Linked DNA regions of Homo sapiens: region 1 is linked to region 2. The links are chromatin contacts, found by Hi-C or POLR2A ChIA-PET in ENCODE. All regions are on one chromosome and are shown on one strand. The core of a region is the stretch at or near the end of the contact, and the rest is flanking DNA. Distances in the headings are between cores, read along the strand shown. Region 1 has its middle 11 kb from the start of PPP1R14A. Region 2 holds the start of FAM98C (family with sequence similarity 98 member C).

The links. Hi-C counts contacts between places; a loop is a spot of excess contacts on that map. ChIA-PET counts read pairs that join two places held with the same protein, here RNA polymerase II (POLR2A). Pooled maps may share reads with other maps.
Region 1: a map of CD8-positive, alpha-beta T cell shows a loop between it and region 2 (24-fold over the local background). The contact joins the enhancer-like site here to the promoter of FAM98C in region 2. A Hi-C loop is called at or near these places in 10 of 168 maps with a recorded cell type or tissue (A673, B cell, CD8-positive, alpha-beta T cell and 7 more), 3 of 37 single-sample maps with no recorded cell type and 13 of 50 pooled maps. POLR2A ChIA-PET finds 5 or more read pairs at or near these places in 9 of 52 experiments (A549, AG04450, HCT116 and 6 more).

What each region holds. Positions count from the first base shown.
Region 1 is chr19:38,242,429-38,248,903 of GRCh38, forward strand. No RefSeq gene overlaps it. Among named protein-coding and RNA genes, the nearest start is that of PPP1R14A, 11 kb to the right of the region's middle. RefSeq lists an enhancer at 1,816-2,692. Within about 2 kb of position 1,588, at least 5 of the 41 ENCODE cell types and tissues checked have a DNase peak (open chromatin) inside an H3K27ac peak, as active enhancers do.
Region 2 is chr19:38,400,434-38,407,120 of GRCh38, forward strand. It overlaps FAM98C (family with sequence similarity 98 member C), which reads left to right and starts at 2,660. Exons shown (of 8, transcript NM_174905.4): 1 at 2,660-2,785; 2 at 2,905-3,053; 3 at 3,127-3,261; 4 at 4,475-4,680; 5 at 4,911-4,988; 6 at 5,086-5,202; 7 at 6,477-6,644. The coding sequence starts at 2,721. RefSeq lists silencers at 2,447-2,776, 2,967-3,166.

The sequences.
Region 1 (6,475 bases), core at 338-2,837, 160 kb before region 2:
AAAAAATTAGCCGGGCGTGGTGGTTCATGCCTGTAATCCCAACTACTCAAGAGGCTGAGGCAGGAGAATTGCTTGAACCCAAGCGGCACAATCTCGGCTCACTGCAACCTCCGCCTCCTGGGTTCAAGCAATTCTCCTGCCTCAGCCTCCCAAGTAGCTGTGATTACAGGCATGCACCACTACACTCTGCTAATTTTTGTATTTTTACTAGACATGGGGTTTCACCATGTTGGTTAGGCTGGTCTCGATCGCCTAACCTCAGGTGATCCACCCGCCTCAGCCTCCCAAAGTTCATCTGGAATTTTGATGAAGATTGCTGTGGGCGGGCACAGTGGGCAGCAGCGAGACTTCGTCTAAGGAAAAAAAAATTAGGTGTGATGACACGTGCCTGTAGTCCTAGTTACTTGGGAGGCTGAGGTGGGAGGATCACCTGAGCTCAGGAGTTTGAGGGTGCAGTGAGCTATGATGGTTCCACTGCACTCCAGCCTGGGCAACAGAGTGAGACCGTGTCTCAAAAAAAAGTTCTGCCCATCAACCAATGAGTGCATAAAGGAAATGTGGTACATATACAGCCGTTAAAAGGAATGAAATCATGTATTTTGCAGCCACTTGGATGGAGCTGGAGACATTATTCTTTTTTTTGTTTGTTTGAGAGGAAGGTCTTGCTCTGTGGCCCAGGCCAGAGTGCAATGGCAGGATCTCGGCTCACTGCAAACTCTTGGGCAGATCATGAGGTCAGGAGTTCGAGACCAGCCTGACCAACATGTCGAAACCCCGTCTCTACTAAAAATACAAAAATTAGCCGGGCATGGTGGCGCGTGCCTGAAATCCCAGCTACTGAGGAGGCTGAGGCAGGAGAATCGCTTGAACCCGGGAGGCGGAGATTGCATTGAGCCGAGATCATGCCACTGCACTCCAGCCTCAGTGACAGAGCGATTCTCAGTCTCAAAACAAACAAACAAACAAAAACCACTTCAAGCCGGGCATGATGCGGGTGCCTGTAGTCCCAGGTACTCAGGAGGCTGAAGCAGGTAGGATCGCTTGAACTCAGGATTTCGAGGCTGCAGTGAGCTATCATAGTGCTGCTGTGCTCCAGCCTGGGCGACAGAGCAAGACCCCTTTCTAAAAAAAAAAAAAAAAAAAAAAAAAAAAGATAAGATATGAAAACAAAACAGCCGGGTGCGGTGGCTCACGCTTGTAATCCCAGCACTTTGGGAGGCCGAGGTGAGTGGATTACCTGACGTCAGGAGTTTGAGACCAGCCTGACTAATATGGTGAAATCCCGTCTCTACTAAAAATACAAAAATTAGCCAGGCATGGTGGCGCGTGTGTAGTCCCAGCTACTCAGGAGGCTGAGGCAGGAGAATCGCTTGAACCTGGGAGGTGGAAGTTGCAGTGAGCCGAGATCGCGCCATTGCGCTCCAGCATGGGGGACAAGAGCAAAAACTCTGTCTCAAAAAACAAACAAAGAAACAAAACAGAAAAAGTAAAAAGGAGAAACGAAAATTAAAAAAAAAAAACAAAACAAAGAAATAAAATAAAATAAAACCAATTCACATAGCCACGAGGGGGCGCTGAGGCCTCACGTCCACACGTAGAGGGCTGCGGTGCTTGGAGACAACGTGGCCACCTGGGAGTACGGTTCTTGGGCAAGCGCCTACTGTGCGCCCGGCGCCGTTCTACACAGGAACACAGCGCTTTTCAAGGTAGGCGAGGAGCTAATATTCTGAAGATGGTGGTGGGGGGCGGTGAACAGACAATAGAATAGACAGACCAGAGTGTAATATTTTTTTTTTTGAGATAGGGTGTTGCTGTGTTTCCCAGGCTGGAGTGCAGTGGTGCAATCATAGCTCACTGCAGCCTCAAACTCCTGGGCTCAAGCAATACTCCCACCTCAGCCTCCAGAGTAACTAAGAACACAGGCATGCACCACCACGTCTAGCTAATTTTATTTTTTGTAGAGACAGGGTCTCCCCTGGGCTGGTCTGGAACTCCTGGCCTCAAGTGATCCTCCTACCTCGGCCACTCAACGTGCTAGGATTACAGGCATGAGCCACCACGCCTGGCCAATAAATTCTATAAAAAAATAAATAAATCAGCAGGGCACGGTGGCTCACACCTGTTATCTCAGCACTTTGGGAGGCCGAGACAGGTGGATCATGAGGTCAGGAGTTCAAGACCAGGCTGGCCAGGATGGTGAAACCCTGTCTCTACTAAAAATACAAAGAAATTAGCTGGGCGTGGTGGCAGGTGCCTATAATCCCAGCTACTCGGGAGGCTGAAGCAGAGAATTGCTTGAACCCAGGAGGTGGAGGTTGCATTGAGTAGGGATCATGCCACTGCACTCCAGCTTGGGCAACAGAGTGAGACTCCGTCTCCAAAAAAATTAAAATCAATCAATCGATCGATCGGTCAAGTGACAGGATAGTGACTGAGGGTGCTCCTTAGATTAGGTGCTGCAGAACACCTCTCTGAGATGACATCTACATGATGGTGAGGATGAGAGAAACACGGGGAGAACTGCAGGCAGAGGCAATGTGGCCACGGGTCATGGAGGGGCCGGTAGGTGGGTCTGAGGACGGGAGAGAAGCTGGTGTGGGTGAGGGTCAGACAGCAGAGGGCTGAAGGCAGGAAGGTGACAGGGCGCAGTGTGGCCAGGAGGACTACCAAGGAAAGGCTGTGAAAAGTGGTGACTGTGAAAAGTGGTGACATGAAATGTCTTCAGGATGGGTTTTAATTTTTTATTTATTTAGTTTTTTTGAGACGGAGTCTCGCTCTGTCACCCAGGCTGGAATGCAGTGGCGCGATCTCCACTCACGGCAAGCTCCGCCTCCTGGGTTCACTCCATTCTCCTGCCTCAGCCTCCTGAGTAGCTGGGAGTACAGGCACCTGTCACCACGCCCGGCTAATTGTTTTGTATTTTTAGTAGAGGCGGGGTTTCACCTTGTTAGCCAGGATGGTCTCGATCACCTGACCTTGTGATCCGCCCGCCTCGGCCTCCCAGTGTTGGGATTACAGGCGTGAGCCACTGGGCCCTGCCTCCCCGCCCCCCGCCCCGAGACGGAGTCTCGCTCTGTCGCCCAGACTGGAGTGCAGTGGCATGATCTCGGCTCACTTCAACCTCTGCCTCCCAGATTCAAGCAATTCTCCTGCCTCAGCCTCTGGAATGGTTGGGACTACAGGCATGCACCACCACATCCGGCTAATTTTTTTTTTCTGTATTTTTAGTAGACACGGGGTTCCACCACATTGGCCAGGCTGGTCTCGAACTCCTGACCTCAGGTGATCCTCCTGACTCGGCCTCCCAAATTGCTGGGATGACAGGCATGAGCCAGCACACCTGGCCCAGGGTAAGTTGTTAAATGGCCGGCAAGGTGTCTCACGCCTGTCATCCCTGCACTTTGAGAGACTGAGGCGGGAGGATCACTTGAGCTCAGGAGTTTGAGAACAGCTTGACCAACATAGTGAGACCTCATCTCTACAGAATATTTAAAAATTATCTGGGCATAGTGGTGCACACCTATAGTCCCAGCTATGTGGGAGGCTAAGGCAGGCGGCTTGCTTGAGCCCAGGAATTAGAGGCTGCAGTAAGTTATGATTGCACCATTGCATTCCAGCCGGGGTGACAGAGTGAGACTGTCTCTAAAAAAAAGTAAAATTAAAAAAAGCAAAGAGTAATGTTCGGAATGTCTGCCTTGTTGGTACAAAAGGGGTGACTAGAACATAGCTTCACACTTGTTTGTATTTGCAGAAAAAAATATTGCAGTAATACTAAGAAATTGATTTTCTTTTTAAAATGGTAACCTTTGGAGGAAAGAGGAAGAGAGAACAGGGTGGATGGAGGTTAGGGTGAGAGTGAGAAAAGGCGTTGTCTGGCTGCTGAGTGGGAAACGGACCACAGACGGTGGGAGGCAAGGAGCCAGCTGGGTGGGGAGGCTAGTGTGGCTACAAGGCGGGGAGGGCGGCGCATGGTGGGTTAAGTACACTGTGTCTTTTGGGGCTTTTTTTTTTTTTTTGAGGCGGAGTTCCGCTCTTGTTGCCCAGGCTGGAGTGCAATGGCGCGATCTTGGCTCACTGCAACCTCTGCCTCCCGGGTTCAAGCTATTCTCCTGCCTCAGTCTCCCGACTAGCTAGAATTACAGGCATGTGCCACCATGCTCAGTTATTATTTTTTGTATTTTTAGTAGAGACGGTGTTTCACCATATTGGCCAGGCTGGTCTCGAACTCGTGACCTCAGGTGATCCACCCGCCTCAGCCTCCCAAAATGCTGGGATCACAGGTGTGAGCCACTGCTCCTGGCCCCTTTGGGGCTTTTCTGTATCTGAAGAGCTGTGGTTCAGTGTTCCTAAGGGACTTCCTGCTGGCCAGAAATGGTGACCATAGGAGCTAATGATCAGTCCCCTCCTTACAATGACAGGGTTGATAACAGTGCTTACCATGTGCCTGGGCCTAGCGTATTCTCTGCATTTAAACCTCACAACAGGCTGGGCGCGGTGTCTCCCACCTGGAATCCCAGCACTTTGGGAGGCCAAGGCGGGTGGATCGCTGGAGCCCAGGAGTTCGAGACCAGCCTGGGCAACATGGTGAAATCCCATTTCTACAAAACATACCAAAATCAGCTGGGCTTGGTGGTGTGTGCCTGTAATCCCAGATGCTTCGGAGGCTGAGGTGGGAGGATCATTTGAGCCCCTGAGGCAGAGGTAGCAGTGAGCCAAGATCACACCACTGTACCCCAGTGTGGGTGGCAGAGTGAAACCCTGTCTCAAAAAACAAAATAAAACAAAACCTCACAATAATCCCTGGAGGTAGGTACTATTAAAATCACCTTCATTTTACAGATGTGGACACAGACACAGAGAAGTTAGGTGACTTTCTCAAGATCACACAGCTAGGAAGTGCCACTTGAATCCAGGCAGTAATCCAAAATCCATGTTCTTAACCACTAACCACTGTGGTGTGCCGTTTCCCAATTCTTTTCCTTTTTTTTTTTTTTTTTTTTTTTGAGACAGAGTTTTGCTCTGTTGCCCAGGCTGTAGTGCAATGGCCCAATCTCGGCTCACGGCAACCTCTGCCTCCCGGGTTCAAGCGATTCTCCTGCCTCAGCCTCCCAAGTAGCTGGGATTTTAGGCAAGCGCCACCACGCCCGGCTAATTTTGTATTTTTAGTAGAAACGGGGTTTCTCCATGTTGGTCAGGCTGGTCTCAAACTCCCAACCTCAGATGATCCACCTGCCTCGGCCTCCCAAAGTGCTGGGATTACAGGCGTGCACCGTACCCGGCCCTTTTTTATTTTATTTTATTTTTTTTTTGAGACACTGCTTCGTTACCCAGGCTGCATGCAGTGGTGTGATCGACCTCCTGGGCTCAATCCTGTGACCTTGGCTGGGATTAGAGACTTGAGTCACCCCGCCTGGCCTCCCAGTCCTTCACTGTAGCATTGTTCTCAGTTAATTGTATTGCCCTTTAGATTGGTTATCTCCACGGATTGCGAGCAATCATGAAGACCTTAGTATGAATTAGCCAATATTTTCCCATCACTGAACAATAGCAATTGTTGCTGTGGTTTAAAGGGACCCTGTAGAGCAGGAGTTAAATAGTTGGGCTCTGGAGTCATAATGCCTGGGACTGAAGCCCAGCACCACCATTTCCCAGCCATGTGACTTTGAACAAGTGACATCCCTAATCTGGGCCTCTGTTTCCTCATCTGCAAAGTACCCATTTTCCAGATGAGGATACTGAGGCCTAACACACGCACACACAGGACTTTAGAACCTGGGTTTTGAGCGCATACCGCCTCCACCAGGACAAGGAACCCAAACGAGATTCTGTGAGAGGGAAGTAGAAAGGGTTCTGCAGGCCCAAGTGGGGTGTTCTAGGACACGGGCTTAGGAGCTGGGATGTCAGCAGGAGGGACTTGCCCATTCTCTATACAGTGTGGAGGAAAGGGAGCACTGGAAGCCTTGGGTCCATCTGCACAGAGACAGCAAGGTCACCTGAACGGCTGGACAGGCCAGGGTGCTCCTGGATGCTCCTCCTCAGGGGGGTCTTCTCTTCCTCCCAGACTGGAGCTCAGACACCCGGGATAAGTGCTTAATCCTGGCGGGGCCACTTAATGGCACAGGTGGGGACAGGGCCCTGGGGCCCCAACTTCAGTCAGTGGAGGCCACGTGGGAGATGTACTTTGTCCTTGGTGAGACAGCCCAGCTCTGACCCTGCCCTGGTCCTAAGCACGGCCACAGCCCCACCCCAGCTCCTGATTATACACACCTGGGACCACTGGTCCAACCAGAACCATTAGAATGTAGCCGTGCCATTAAAGGCCATTAAAAGGCCTGGCATGGTGTCTCACACCTGTAATCCCAGTACTTTGGGAGGCCGAGGCAGGTGGATCACGAGGTCAGGAGTTCAAGACCAGCCTGGCCAAGGTGGTGAAACCCTGTCTTTACTAAAAATACAAAAATTAGCCAGGTGTGGT
Region 2 (6,687 bases), core at 1,410-3,909:
GGGGAGGAAGCAGAGAAGAGAGCGCTAGGAGATGAGGGCAGAGAGGCGATGGGGCAGATCTGTCAGGCCTTGAAGGGCATTGAATGGACTTAGGTTTTTACCCTGAGTGAGACGGAGCCACAGGAAATTTCAAACATGGGAGGCATGTGACCTGACTCAGTTCACAGGCTCCTTCTGCTGCATGTGGTCAGCAGAGTAGGAGTGGGGTGGGGGACAGCTTCACAGAGAGGAGGCTGCTGTGATGGTTCAGGACAAGACAGCAGCGGACAGGCCCAGGGTGAGGGCCCTGAAGGGTGGAGAAGTGGGCAGGTGTTGGGCCTACTTTGTAAATAGAACCCACAGATTTATGTATGGGATTTGAGATAGAGGAGTCAAGATAGTAAGTCCAGGTTTTTGGCTGGAGCAATTTTTTTTTTTGTTTTAAATTGAGTTCATCACCCAGGCTGGAGTGCAGTGGCATGATCACTGCTCATTGCAGCCTCAAACTCATGAGCCCAAGTGATCCCCCCACCTCAGCATCCCGAGTAGCTGGGATTACAGGTGCACACCACCAAGCCTGGCTAATTTTAAAAATGTTTTTGTAGAGACATGTTCTCACTATGGTGCCTGGTCTGGTCTTAAACTCCTGGGCTCAAGCGATCCTCCCACCTCAGCCTCCTGAAAGGCGGGGATTACAGGTGTGAGCCACTGTGGCCCACCTCTGGGCAATTTTTAACATTTGATTTATGTCAAAAAATAGCCCCCCAAGTGTCCTGCCTTGGGGTAAACAGGGTTATGGGGTTACTCGTATCTGCCCTTAAGGAACAAGTTCTACCCCTGTTCTTCCCTCCAGGCTCCTGGTCCACCCCCAACTTCCAGCAGAATTGTCTAGGAACTACTGGATACCAGGATACAGTAAGGAAGAGATTAGATCTGACACAATGTTTACTTAGCAACAGCAACAAAACAACAGCAGTAGTAACAGTGGAAATAGGTTCCGTGGTTTAAGAGTATAGAGTCTGGAATTTCATCTTCAAGCCTTGGCATCACCATGAATTCACTCTGTGACTTATCTTCTCTCAACCTTAGTTTTCTCTTCTGTAAAAGAGATAAGATACTTCGCCCAATAGTACACATTAAATGCTGTATATATATTAGTTATTCCTTATTAAGTACTCCCTATATATCTGCTAAGCACTTTTTACATATGAAACTCTAATTAATCCTCAGCAACAACTCTAAGAGGTAGGTACTATTATCCCCATTATACAGATGGGAAGCAATTTGGCAGGAACATGGAGCTGGCGAGTAACAGAATCAAGCCCTAACCCTTTGCCTGATTCCTAGGGTGTAATCTCTTAACCACTATGGTGCATTGCACCTGCTCACTCCAAGGCCTAAGAGGGAGAGGAGTGAAGGCCTAACAGGCACATCGTGATCGATGAGGAGGGCCTGGTGTGTGAGGGGTGTGCTGGGATTCCTGGGTCCCTTATGTAATTCAAACCCTGAGGTGGAAAGGAGGGAGGAAGTTTTGGATTTTAGGCAGAGTTGGGTGAACACCACTCCGTCTGGGCTGCTTTAAGAGCAGAGGACAGGGCCAGGAACACTGGCTCAAGCCTGTAATCCCAAGCTTTGGAAGGCTGAGAGGGAAGGATTGCTTGAACACTGGAGTTAGAGGCAAACCTGGGCGACATAGCTAGACCCCTCTCTACAAAACTTTATTTCTTTTTTGACACGGAGTCTTGCTCTGTCCCCAGGCTGGAGTGCAGTGGCGCGATCTTGGCTCACTGCAGTCTGTGTCTCCCGGGCTCAAGCAATTCTCCTGCCTCAGCCTCCCAAATAGTGGTGACTACAGGCGTGTGCCACCACGCCCGGCTAATTTTTGTATTTTTATTAGAGATGAGGTTTCACCATGTGCCCAGGCTGGTCTCGAACTCCTGACCTCAAGTGATCCACCCACCTCAGCCTCCCAAAGTGCTGGGATTACATGCGTGAGCCACCGTGCCCGGCCTCTACAAAACTTTAAAAAAAAAAAAAAATTGGCCGGTTGCAGTGGCTCACGCCTGTAATTCCAGCACTTTGGGAGGCCGAGGCAGGCGGATCGCTTGAACCCAGCAGTTGGAAACCAGGCTGGGCAACATGAGGAAACCTTGTCTCTACAAAAAAATTAAAAACAAATCAGCCAGGCGCGGTGGTCTGCGCCTGTGGTCCCAGCTACTAGGTGTAAGCCACCAAGGCTGACTGATTTTTAAAAATTTAGCTGGGAGGCTGAGGCGGGAGGATCTCTTGAGCCCAGAAGGTCGAGACTGCAGTGAGCCGCGATGGCGCCACTGCAGTCCAGCCTGAACGATAGAGCGAAATCTGCCTCAAAAACAAACCAACAAAACACCAGCAGAAGACAACTGAGGGAGGAAAAGGAAAATGGCACCGAAGTTGTTTTTATGTCGCCGCAACAGTGACACCCGCCGCCAGCTTGTCTTGACAGCGGAGATCCCGAACGCACTGCAATTTACAGCTCCAGGGGGCGTTCCTACAACCCCGACAGGTTAGCCGAGGGGCGGGGCGGGCGGGCCCCGGGGCGGGTTCGGCGTCCTCCTGCGCCAATGGGAGCACCCAAGCCCCTGCGCGGGAAGATGCCGATTGGTCAGTGCCGCCGGACGCTGCGGGGAGCTCGTGCGCGCGGCGCTTTTGGGGCGGAGCCTGCCACCGGCCGCCAGGGGGCGCGCCGAGACCACACTTTCATGGAGGCGGTGAAGGCGGAAGCGTGGGAGGGGGCCGCGGTGGCCCAGGACCTGCTGGCTCTGGGGTAAAAGGGTGTGCGGTGAGGCTGGTGGGTGCAGGAAGGCCAGGTCTGCCCCCTGGACGCGGACGAAAAGGGATTCCCAGTGACATCCCCGCCCCCTCCCGCTGCCTCGGTCCCCACAGGTATGGAGGTGTCCCGGGGGCGGCGTCGCGGGGCGCCTCATGCCCAGACTTCAGGGGGCTGTGCGTGCGGCTGGCGGCGGAGCTGGCGACGCTGGGCGCCCTCGAGCAGCAGCGAGAGGCGGGCGCGGAGGTGCTGAGCGCCGGCGACGGTAAACACGGAGCGGGAGGGTGGCAGGGGGGCCGCCACGGGGCCACCGAGCCCTGACACCCCTGTCCTCGCAGGCCCTGGCGCGGAGGAGGACTTTCTGCGGCAGCTCGGCAGCCTGCTGCGGGAGCTGCACTGCCCGGATCGCGCGCTCTGCGGCGGGGATGGCGCGGCTGCGCTTCGGGAACCCGGTGCCGGACTGCGCCTGCTGCGTGAGTCCCGGGATGCAGAAGTGGCAAGGCCATGGCCTCCGGAGCGGCGGGCTCTGACTTTTTAGGGGAAATCGAGGTTCCCAAGGGGTGTGGTCAGAACTTTGGGGCGGCCCAGAGGGTACGAGGTGGGTGGGGTGAGCATGTTGGGGCAAGCAGAGCGCTCTAAAATGGGCGGGGGTAGAATTTCGTTTTATTTTTTATTTATTTTATTATTATTATTTTTGAGATGGAGTTTCACTCTTGTTACCCAAGCTGGAGTGCAGTGGCGTGATCTCGGCTCACTGCAACCTCCACCTCCCAGGTTCAAGTGATTCTCTTGCCTCAGCCTCCCGAGTAGCTGGGATTACAGGCGCGCGACACCACACTCGGCTATTTTTAGTAGAAACGGGGTTTCACCATGTTAGCCAGGCAGGTCTCGAACTCCTGACCCCAGGTGATCTGTCCACCTCGGCCTCCCAAAGTGTTGGGATTACAGGCGTGAGCCCACCACGCCCGGCCCGGGGTTAGAATTTTAATTGGAGGGCCTAGGAGCTCAAGTGGGTTGGATTAGGAGGAAGGCTTGAGGTTTCAAAGTGGGCAGGAGTGGAATTCGTAGGAGGGGACAGGGTCTCAAGGTGGGGCTTACTCTGGAAGGCTTTAGGTGGGGGGGACTAGAAGGTGGAGGATTTTGTTTTGTTTTGTTTTTAAGTGGAGGTGGGGTCTCCCTATGTTGCCCTGTCTGGTCTTCAACTCCTGGCTTCAAGCGATCCTCCCACCTCAGCCTCCCAAGGTGTTGGGATTACAGGCTACAGGCATGAGCCACTGTGCCTGGGCAAAGGTGGAGGTTTTAAAGCCGGTGGAGCCTCTTTTTTTTTTGAAATGGAGTCTCGCCCTGTTGCCAGGCTGGAGTACAGTGACATGATCTCAGCTCACTGCAACCTCCAACTTCCTGGTTCAAGCGATTTTCCTGCTTCAGCCTCCCGAGTAGCTGGGATTACAAGCACTCACCACTATGTCCTGCTAATTTTTGTATTTTTAGTAGAGACACAGTTTCACCATGTTGGCCAGGCTGGTCTCCATCTCCTGACCTCGTGATCCGCCCGCCTCTGCCTCCCAAAGTGCTGGGATTACAGGTGTGAGCCACCGCACCCGGCCATCAGTGGAGCTTTTTGACCAAGATGGATGAGTGGGTAGCAGCCTCCCTGAGTGCACAGCACCCATTTATTACTTTCAGGCTTTCTCTGCTCAGAGCTCCAAGCCACCCGCCTCCTGTGCCTCCGCTCTCTGCTGGATCCGAGTCCTAGGCCACCCCTTGGTGAAGGGGTAGTGGAGGGAGCCGGCATGGTCCAAGAACTGGACCTTACCCTCCAAGCCCTGGGGCTGCCCAGACCTGCACCAGGGACCCCCGCCAGCCAGCTGCTGCAGGAGTTGCATGCTAAGGTAGAGAGTCAGAGTCCCCTCCCGACCTGGGCTACCCCACTTTCCTTGTGGGGGTGGGGGTCCTCTCTCCACTTCTGGAAGGAGTATTCCAACCACTGGCCTGTTTTTTCTGGAGCTGTGACTGGCATTCTCACATCTGTGGCCTAGGTCCTCAGGGGTGTGGGGAGCTGAGTTTACAGAGGGGCCCATCCTCTCTGCCCCAGTTGGCCTCTGACTTCTTCTCCCATCAGATCTCAGAGCTGCAGCCTTCTCTGCCCCCAGGGTCCCTGCAGCCCCTCCTCAGCTGCTCGCTAGATGCACCCAGATGGGTAAGACTGTGTGCGACTGACTGAATGTGAACTGTGTCCTCATCAGAGGTGGCAGTGAGAGGGACCCCTAGCCTGACCTTGAGACCTTTTCTCCCAGGAAGCGTTGGAGTCTCTGTCCCAAAGCCTCAGAGATCAGTACCGCTGCCGCCGCTGCCTCCTCCTCAAGCGCCTTGACCTCACTACATCTGCTTTCCACTGGAGTGACCGGGCAGAGGTGTGGTGGGCAGGGGACCATGCAGAATTGGAGAGGCCCAGTTGTGGGGGCTGCAGTTGCAGGGAGGAGGAATGAGGGCCAGGAGTATCACCCTCTTGCAGGTTCTCAGGCCATGGACATTTTATAATTTTTTGAGGTTTGGGGCTCCTAGAATCTCAGGGTCCCAGGGTATTGTTGAATTCCCAGCTCTGAGCTGGCAGTATATTCAGAGGCATACCCCATCATTTTTTTTTTTTTTTTGAGACGGGGTCTCACTCTGTTGCCAGGCTGGAGTGTGGTGGTGCGATCTCAGCTCACTGCAACCTCCGACTCCCGGGTTCAAGTGATTCTCCTGCCTCAGCCTCCTGAGTAGCTGGGATTACGGGCACATGCCACCATGCCCAGCTAATTTTTGTATTTTTAGTAGAGACAGGGTTTCACCATGTTGGCTAGGATGGTCTCGATCTCCTGACCTTGTGATCTGCCTGTCTTGGCCTCCCAAAGTGCTAGGATTACAGGCATGAGCCACTGCACCCAGCCTTTTTTTTTTATTTTTTATTTTTTGAGACGGAGTTTTGCTTTTGTTGGCCACGCTGGAGTGCAATGGTGCGATCTTGGCTCACCGCAACCTCCGCCTCCTGGGTTCAAGTGATTTTCTTGCCTCAGCCTCCCGAGTAGCTGGGATTTCAGGCATGCACCACCACGCCGGGCTAATTTTGTATTTTTTAGTACAGACAGGGTTTCTCCATGTTGGTTAGGCTGGTCTCAAACTCCCAACCTCAGGTGATCTGCCTGCCTTGGCCTTCCAAGGTTCTGGGATTGCAGGCATGAGCCACCACGCCTGGCCAAGTGTACCCCATCTTTAAGAGATACGAGCAGAGTCAGGCACAGTGGCTCATGCCTGTTATCCCAGCACTTTGGGAGGCCAAGGCAAGAGGATCACTTGAGCTCAGAAGTTTGAGACCACCTTGGGCAACATAGCAAGACCCCCGTCTCTACTAAAAATTAAAAAAAAAAAAATTAGCTGGGCATGGTGGCGCATGCTTGTCCATCTCAGTTACTCAGGAGGCTAAGGTAGGAGGATCACTTGAGCCCAGGAGATTGAGGCTGCAGTGAGCCACCATCACGCCACCACACTCCAGGCTGGGTGACAGCGAGACCCTGTCTCAAAAAATAAATATTTATTTGAGCTGTGGGCAGTGAGGTCTTGAATGGTAAAGTAATGCTTCCAAGATGACAGGTCCCACGTGGGGAAGGGCTCCAGGGTACCTTCTCTTACCTCCTCCCCACTCCAGGCCCAAGGAGAGGCCATGAGGGCAGTGCTGATCCCAATTCGAGAGGTTCTGACCCCAGAATCGGACATCTCCATTGCACACGTTCTGGCTGCCCGAGCCGACCTGTCTTGTCTCGTCCCAGCCACCAGCGTGGCTGTCCGCAGAGGGACCTGCTGTGCCATCAACAAGGTGGGCATCTGGGGTAGGGAAGGGCCCTGGCATCCTTGGCCTT